Linked DNA regions of Mus musculus: region 1 is linked to region 2. Evidence: chromatin contacts called from ENCODE Hi-C or POLR2A ChIA-PET data. All regions are on one chromosome and are shown on one strand. The core of a region is the stretch at or near the end of the contact, and the rest is flanking DNA. Distances in the headings are between cores, read along the strand shown.

Region 1 (3,808 bases), core at 945-3,444, 81 kb before region 2:
TCCCTGGAGCAGAAGCAGCTTGTGAGGCCTCCTCCCCAGTGCTCAGGCCCTCCTGTAGATCTCAGGCACACCCCTCTCACCCTTCATGCCCAGTGCTTCCAGCTCAGCCCTGAGGACACTCAGGCGCGCCTTGTGGGAGCTGCAGGAGCCCAGCAGCTTCTTGTAGTTTCGGTGGGCACCACAGGCTCGAATGTAACGCTTTAGTCTAGCCACAGCTGGGTGGTCCTCTCCACAGCGAGAGGCAGCCTAATAAGGAGTTTGCAGCTGAAGTCCCTTTTCCTGAGTGGATCCCACCCACCTGGTGTGTCCTCTCACCTTCCGACCTGTGGGTTCTGGACCTGAATCTGATGAAGATGAGGAACTTCGGGCCTTGCCCTTCTGACCTGTGGGTTCTGGACTCGAATCTGATGAAGATGAACAACTTCGGGCCTGGCCGTTCTTGGAGCTCTTGTTGGAAGAGCGGCTCTTCCTCTCCTCTTTGGTGTTTTGTCCTGCCTGGGAGTCACTCACTTCCCTCTCTGTGTCACTGTCACCATTACTGCTGCCTAGGCTGCCTGACTTTGTAGTGCCTTGAGCAGCTGCTTGCTCCTGTGTGCTGTTACTGTCATCCCTGCTGCTTGTGTTCTGCCTCCTCCCACTCTCGGTCTGGGTCCTGACCTTGCTCTTTCTCTTCACCGAGTGCTCTTCTCCCTCCTCACTGCTGTCCCCACTACCCACTGTGCCCTCTTCCTTCTCTGCCTCCCCCTTCTCACTGCTGTCCCCACTGCCCACTGTGCCTCCTTCCTTCTCTGCCTCCCCCTCCTCACTGCTGTCCCCACTGCCCACTGTGCCCCCTTCCTTCTCTGCCTCGCTGTCTCGCAAGCCTCCAGTTGGCCTCCCAGGCCTGCTTTTCTGCTTATAGCTCTTTCTCTCCCTGGCTGTTCTCTCTGCTCTGTTACTTCTGGATCTGGGCTCACTAAGCTCTTTCTTCTTAGCTGGGCTCTCCTCTCCGCTCTCTTCACTCTCCTCCTGGCAGTTAGCACCTGTGCTTCCCTCCACCTTTGCTCTCTGCAGCACAGCCTCCTCCTCACTGCTCCCACTCTCTTCCCTAACCTGCTTCCTGTCTGCCTTGAGTGGTACTTGCTTGTCTTTGGCCCCAGCTTGCTTTCTAACCTGGCCCTTCTGTTCTTGTTTCATGTCCTCCTCTTCCTCGGTGACCTTACCTGATCTAACAGAGCCCTCTGCTTCCCCCTCACTGCTCTCCTCCAATCCCATCTTTGCATCCAGGTCTGTTTGGTGGTCTTCATCTGTGCTCTCAACTGCTTTCTTTAAGGCTCTTCTTAGACATGTCTTCTTGGTTGTCCTGTTCTTTGTTGAGGGTCCTGAGCCATCTGGACTGGATGGTGAAGAGCTGGATTCTGAAACATGGGGATGGGACTGGATGGATTCCTCCCTCTCCTTCCATCTAGAATAGGATGCTTCTAGATCTACTCTGGTTAAGAGTGAAGGGCAGCAAGAAGCACCACAGCTGTGGCCCCAGCTGGTTCCTGACTCACTGTCCCCCAAGCCCCAGCCTTGCAATTAATACATGCGCCTCGCCTTTTGAAGAAACCAATGATGCTGGAGTCACAGACAGATAAACAGGGAAGAAGGCACTAACCTGACTCTGAATTAAAGCGGAACCTTTTCTTCTTTGGGTCACTGCAGGGAGCAGGAGACCTCTTCACTTTGATAAAGTCTGGCTTTCCTTCCCTGGTACCAGCATCCGCCTGTGGGTGCAGCATGAGGGCAAACCGAACCAAGATGCCCTGCCCCAACCCCTCAGCAACAAACCCTGTCTCTGCTGGCCCAGGGTTAGACCCACACCTGCATTTTCGGCAGCTCCTCCTCCACCAGCCGCTTCAACGCCTGCTTCTCTTCAGGTTCAAGATGATCCCGACCCACGTGAATCAAAAATTTCTGTCGCACGATGGCGTGCGTAACCGAGCTACAGAGACACGTGTCATGACAGAGTTCCAGCCTAACCCCTCCCCTTCACAACCCAGACTCTAATACCCAGACTCTATGCACCTGAGGTCCGGGCAAGCTCGAAAGAAGCTGCGAGTGAATTTTCGCATCTCATCTCCCGGCGCCATTTTGCGTCACCAGGGATTGGTTGCTCCCGCCTTTTTTTCTTCAAGGCTGGTTTCCCGAGCGACAGTAGTTTGCGCACGCGCAGTGCGGCGGCTTCGTGAGGAATGGGACCGTTGAGCCTCCGATGTGGAGCACTGAGACGGAAAACTTTGGCCGACCTTGCTTTTTCCTGAGCAGCTGGTGGGTCTTGAGCGAGGTTTCGACTCTTTGCTAAAACTACGTGTTAAAATTTTCGCTAGAAGCCGGTTCGGCGCCGGCAGTCTTTATAACGTAATCAGTTCAATCAATCCCTGTGGTCGGGATTAACAAATTAGGTCGCTTGTTTCGAAAGGCAGAAGGGAGACGGTATTCTCGCTAACATACTGAATTTCTGGTTATATTCTTTTGGTTCCAAATCTTTATAAACAGTTTACAATCAATAATTGTGCCCCCCCAGTGTCCAGCTCCTCTGTGACCTCAGCTCACCGCGAAGCCACTGGAAGCAGCGTTCCTTTCGGGTCTTCCCCCAGGAGGGCGGGCGGTGTGATTACGCTCCCCGCGCGCGGAGGACGCTGGGAGTTGTAGTCCGTTTCATACGGCGTTGCAAAGTCTCCGGAAGTGGAGGTGTGAGAGGCCGGGCGGACTTGGGTAGCGGGACTCTACTCCGGGGCGTTTCTCCCTGGCGGGTCATGAACGGACCAGCGGACGGCGAAGTGGACTACAAAAAGAAATACAGGAATCTGAAGCGGAAGCTCAAGTTCCTCATTTACGTGAGTGCCAGCGTGGGGCGGTTGTGGAGTGTGAGGCCTAACTCGGAGAGGACCTCAGTTTACCCATGTGGTAAAGGGGGTGAGTAGGGAGAGATGTCTCCGGGTTCTGGGTCTTTTATGGATTGCTCTTGGCTCAGCACCCGCCCTGTCCGCCGCAGGAGCACGAGTGCTTCCAGGAGGAGCTCAGAAAGGCGCAAAGGAAATTGCTGAAGGTTTCCCGAGACAAGAGGTAAGGCATCTTGTGGGCACGAGGGCACTGTTAACTCCCAGGGAATCCGTTCTTACGCCGTCCCGGAACAGGATCCCAAATGCATGCAGTCTTAGGAGGATCCAGTGGGTCTCCTAGGAGGGACTAGGTAGGGCTCAAGACCACCAAAATGGGGATACCCACCCTCCTTCCCACTTGTCTCAGTTTCCTTCTAGATCGACTTCTGCAGTATGAGAACGTGGATGAAGACTCCTCTGGTGAGCAAAGTCATGACCACTTTTAGGAAGATATGAGATACTGGCCCTTGAAACACGTGTTCCTAGGTCCACCCTCCTAGGGTCCGGAAGCTGATGCAGGCCCCTCCAATGGTTCTTAAGCCTAGTTGCTGCCTTCTGTCACCTTCTTCCTGTTTTGTCTTTTTTCACCCCATTGGACAAGGTTTCTCTGTGTAGTCCTTTTGTAGACCAGGCTAGCCTGAGGCTAGCCTCAGAAATCCGCCTGCCTCTGCCTCCAAAGAACACACCACGCCTCTGGATTTTCAAGTATTTCCTTATCCACTGTGTTCTAGGTACTGTGCTTGACACAGGCTGGCAAAATGAAGGAAGCCTCTGGCTGCTTGTCATTTCTATCAGTTGTCTATAATAAGTGAAAAAGTAAACTAGAAAGATAAAAGTAGTAGCCATTCCTGTAGTGCATGCCAGAGGCAGAGGCATAGAGTTTGTTACTGAGGCCCAATCTT
Region 2 (4,170 bases), core at 1,581-4,080:
GGTATTTAGAATCTGAGAAAGCCCCTTCCCGGCAGCAAAGTCCAGTATCCGCCCAACTTCATAGCTGCCCCACAGCCCTTTGGCACCTGACAATCTATACTCCTTTCAGGAAGGCCTCCCTGACCTGTGGCATCACACACCTTCCTCACAGCATGTCATAGCTCTCTCCGTATTTGAGCTAGTGAACCAGTCACTGTTGGGATAGACTAGCAGGGCTAGGTCAGCTCTCAGGGGCTGTACTTGGAAGAGATGCCCAAGTCCTTCCTTGGTAAGCATTGGCTGGTCTCCCTTCACTCTGCAGCCTCACTGTAGGACACGTCTGCCTCAGGGCCTTTGCACATGTCTTTTTCCCAGACACTTAGTTTTCCCTCCCCTTCCCAAAGGTCTTTATCCATGTCCTTCGGCGCCTTTTCTCCAGTTTCCCTCCAGGCCTTGCCATCTTTTGCAGGCTTTATTGCTGCTAGAATTGTATAGTTTCTCATTTTTGTCTGCTCTGCCGGCTAGTCTTATCAATTGTATGAGGACTGAGCAAGCTTAAGTAATTGTTGAATCGAGTGAATAGAGCCATGTGGTGGTGGCACACACCTTTAATCCCAGCACTTGGGAGGCAGAGGCAGGTGGATTTCTGAGTTCGAGGCCAGCTTGGTCTACAGAGTGAGTTCTAGGACAGTCAGGGCTACACAGAGAAACCCTGTCTTGGAAAAAAAAAAAGAGTGGACACATGTTTTTACTTACCATCATGTTCCTGGTACCCTGGCACAGTACCCGGCACACAATAATTAGTAAGCATTCCCTGAATGAATGATGCCCACCTCTTACAGTTTCTGCCATTTTCTCGGAAACCTTTGGCAAAGGGATTGGCTGCGATCTTCAGCTGTGTGATCTGAGGACACACACGCAGGTCAAAGCCCCTGTAGCCTGGGCGACAGTCACTGACCCTCCCTCAAGCAAGGCCACTCACCCTAGGGTTCTGGTAGGCTGTCACAGAGATGAATGTGGTCTCAGGAAATCGGAAGGAGGCCACACCCCCCCAGTGTTGGCTGCATAGTTGGGTGGCTCTCACCAGGTGGATGCGAGGCTGGTACTTGTGCATCGAGTGCAAGATCAGCTGGGAGGGAAGAAACGAGGTGACTCCCAGCCGTCACCTTCCTCCCATTACCACCCTAACACCCCACCAAGGAGTCCCAGCCTGGGCCTCACGTGGCCATGGGGGTCCAGTGTGCTGTTGGTGAGCTTAACACGATGGAAGGATACGGGCTGCCGCATCCAGTGGGCACCAGTGGCAGGAGAGTCAGGGTGAATGTAGACACGGTCGGGTAGGCGGGGTTCAGCCTTGCCACTTGGCTCCCAGTGCTGGCCCTGCCAGCGGTATCGGGCCCCATCCACTGGAACCACATCCAGAAGAAACAAGTAGCGGGCCTCTGGGTCCAGGCCAGTGACTGATACTCGGCAAGCAGGGAACATGCGCCTGCGCAGGGAAAGGGGAAGGAGGAGAGGCCTGGAGCTACCCTCTAACAGCTGTGAGCCCAGCATCAGTGAAGGAACTAGCAATAGGCACCTCAGTTTTGGCACGGTAAAGCCAGAGAGGTGTAACTAGGTTCTCCAGCAGAGTCTAAGAGCCATTGTACAGATGGGCAAAGGGGACAGACAGGTTAGGGGTTCTGACAGGCCGGAGCAGGTTAATCTCCCCACCTGCCCCTTCACTCTCTCCATCCTAGTTACAACATGGTACAATTCTGTCTCCGAGCCCTTGCCACATCCTGTCCAGGCTCCTGCCCCCTGCCCCCTGTAACTCTCTTTGCAGAAACAGTGGTAACTATTTTCTTCCTGAAGCCTTAGGAGCCTCTTGCTCCCCACCTTGGTGCAGCACTGACCTCTGTGGCAGCAAAGACTAACTTTCTTCAGAAATAATAGGTGCTGGGCCCTGGGGACAGGATTTAGCCTGGGGTTCAGGCCTTAGAGACCTTGCCAGAGCTCACACGGTAGGCAATCACCTTCCTTCAGGGTGAGCTGGGACTTAGTCACACACGGCCCCTGATCCTGGACAGATTCTCCCACACTGGTCACTGACTGGTCCTTGACCCTTCTCATAGGCTGTCTGCTTCTGAGTTAGGCCACATGCCAATCTACAACCCAGCCAGGCTGACCTTTCTGACCCTTGATAGAATGGCTCCTAAACCCAGTCACAAACTCGCCAGCCTGATCCTTAAACCTCGACACAGTGTAACTCCTGTTAGTCCAGGGTCACAGTGTCAGGCCATAGTTAGATTCTGCTGTCTGGGTTGTCCTAGCCCTGAAGGGGCCCCTAACCCTAGCTCTGTCCCAGGAATTCTCTTTTCTAAAAGCTGACTTGGCCGTCCCTCACCTGCCAGCCTTGGTGATGATCATCTCTGTCCCCACAGCGCTGAATTCCTTCCACAGTTCCTGGTTCTCCAAGCTCAGGCTGACCCCAGGAAGCGAGTGAAGGGCCTCTGGGGGTGGCGGTGCTGTCTCGGGGCCCAGAGCAGATGGGAGAAGGGGCAAAGGAGCGGCTGCAGCCAGAGTGTGGGGAGCTGCCTCGATCCCAGAGAGGAAGCAATCCAGTTTAGAAGTATCCAAATCTGGAGATGTGGGAAGAATGAGGATCCAGGGGAGGGCCACATATTCCCAGTTTCCTGCCCCTTACCCAGAGCCAATCCAACCGCTCACCAGGGTAGCGGTAACCCTCTGTCAGGGCAGGTGGGAAGGTGGAGTCTGCCCCAGGCTGGGGGTGTCCCAGACGGTAGCCAGTCCCCAGGGAGGGGTACAACTCTCGTGGATGGTACATGTTGTAGTTTCTTCTGGCCTTGTGTCCCGTTGCTAGAATCCGGGGTCTAAGGGATGCCCCCTTTATAGCTCACAGCACAGCCCCTTCCAAACCAGAGATCACAGCCCCTCCCCTCCTTGGGGCCCTGGAGGTGGGCTGGAATGGAGACCCCTGGGGCCTAGAAGGGGTCCAAGAGGAGGCCGGATACCTGGGTACCCTCCCCTCTCCCTCGCAGCTTCACTAGTCCCGACCCCCTACCCCCTCATTACATAATTAACTCCTCGGTCTGATTGATCCCTAGGGCTAAGACAGGGACGCAGTTTGGCGCTTCCGGCCAGCTGGTCTCCGTTCCCACGGTGGGGGCAGACCGGCTAGGGGGCAGGGGTGGGATCTGGATCCTGGCACCGAGCCTAGGATCCCGGGTTAGACCCTAAAGCCCCAGACTTTCTGGAAGGTGACCCCCTCCCTTTTTTTCACTTGGAGGACTAGCCTTGCGAAGTGAACGCGAGGACAAGTGCAGGGTTGATGTCTGAGCTGATACGCCAGACACTGGGCATCTTCAAGAGACCGAGGCAGAGGACTAAAGCCTAGAGTCCTCCCTGGTTTATAGTCTGAAAAGCCTCCAAGTCTCAAAAGTTGAGGGGCGTGCACAGTTACACATCTATGGTATCTCGTGCAAAAAGCGCAAGGTCTCACGCCGAGAACATTTCAACTACACTTCCCAGTAGGCACCGCGCCAGTCGCACGTAAAGGCCACAGGCAACCTGTGCTGGGATCCCTGGGAATTGTAGTTCAGACTGGGGCGGCAAAGCCAGAGAATTGGTGGTCTTCTCTGACGCTTGCCCCCGAGGAACGAAAGCCAGGACTAACATAGGCAAGATGTCAGGAGCAAGATTAGTTTGGTCTACTGTTCCTACTCCATTCCCCCTGCTGAGGGCTCTGAATGGAACCCATCTATAGGGAAGGAACTTGGATTCCAGGTCCCCTCTCTGTATTCCATGTGAGCCAGGGGCTGTCTCCATTCCATTGTTTTATTATTTACAAATGCTACAGAACGAGAACAGACACGTTGCAGGTAAGAGGGATCCAGTGGGAGAGATTCACAGAAAGGTGGTGCACCAGGGCCATGAGAGCAGCACACAGGCCTTATCTATGGGACAGGCAAGACAGGAAGGGGTTAAAAAATGAGATCCAAGCCAGCCAGATCGCAGGGAGGTGCAGGGGGTGGGGGTACAATCCCCCTCTTTGTCTCCCCCCAAGGTCACAGTGCATGCAATAAAATGTATGTACAGGAGCTGGGTCCTTCCCCTGTGGGGGCCCTGAGGGTCCAGAGCTCCCTTCAGGAGGAGCGAAACCAGTGGCTCCCCCTGGCGGCCAGGCCAGGC

What was found. Hi-C counts contacts between places; a loop is a spot of excess contacts on that map. ChIA-PET counts read pairs that join two places held with the same protein, here RNA polymerase II (POLR2A).
Region 1: a map of heart shows a loop between it and region 2 (2.1-fold over the local background). The contact joins the promoter of Ino80e here to the promoter of Tbx6 in region 2. A Hi-C loop is called at or near these places in 1 of 37 maps with a recorded cell type or tissue (heart). POLR2A ChIA-PET finds 5 or more read pairs at or near these places in 4 of 5 experiments (Patski and embryonic stem cell).

Annotation. Positions count from the first base shown.
Region 1 is chr7:126,860,758-126,864,565 of GRCm38, reverse strand. It overlaps Ino80e (INO80 complex subunit E), which reads left to right and starts at 2,194. Exons shown (of 8, transcript NM_001370765.1): 1 at 2,194-2,292; 2 at 2,549-2,861; 3 at 3,020-3,090; 4 at 3,274-3,326. The coding sequence starts at 2,237. Hirip3 (HIRA interacting protein 3) reads right to left here and starts at 2,594. Exons shown (of 7, transcript NM_172746.3): 1 at 2,050-2,594; 2 at 1,846-1,966; 3 at 1,640-1,748; 4 at 316-1,397; 5 at 81-246; 6 at 1-3. The coding sequence starts at 2,114.
Region 2 is chr7:126,780,143-126,784,312 of GRCm38, reverse strand. It overlaps Tbx6 (T-box 6), which reads right to left and starts at 2,830. Exons shown (of 8, transcript NM_011538.2): 1 at 2,689-2,830; 2 at 2,366-2,600; 3 at 1,201-1,468; 4 at 962-1,108; 5 at 813-883. The coding sequence starts at 2,806. It overlaps Ypel3 (yippee like 3), which reads right to left. Exons shown (of 5, transcript NM_025347.3): 5 at 3,803-4,170.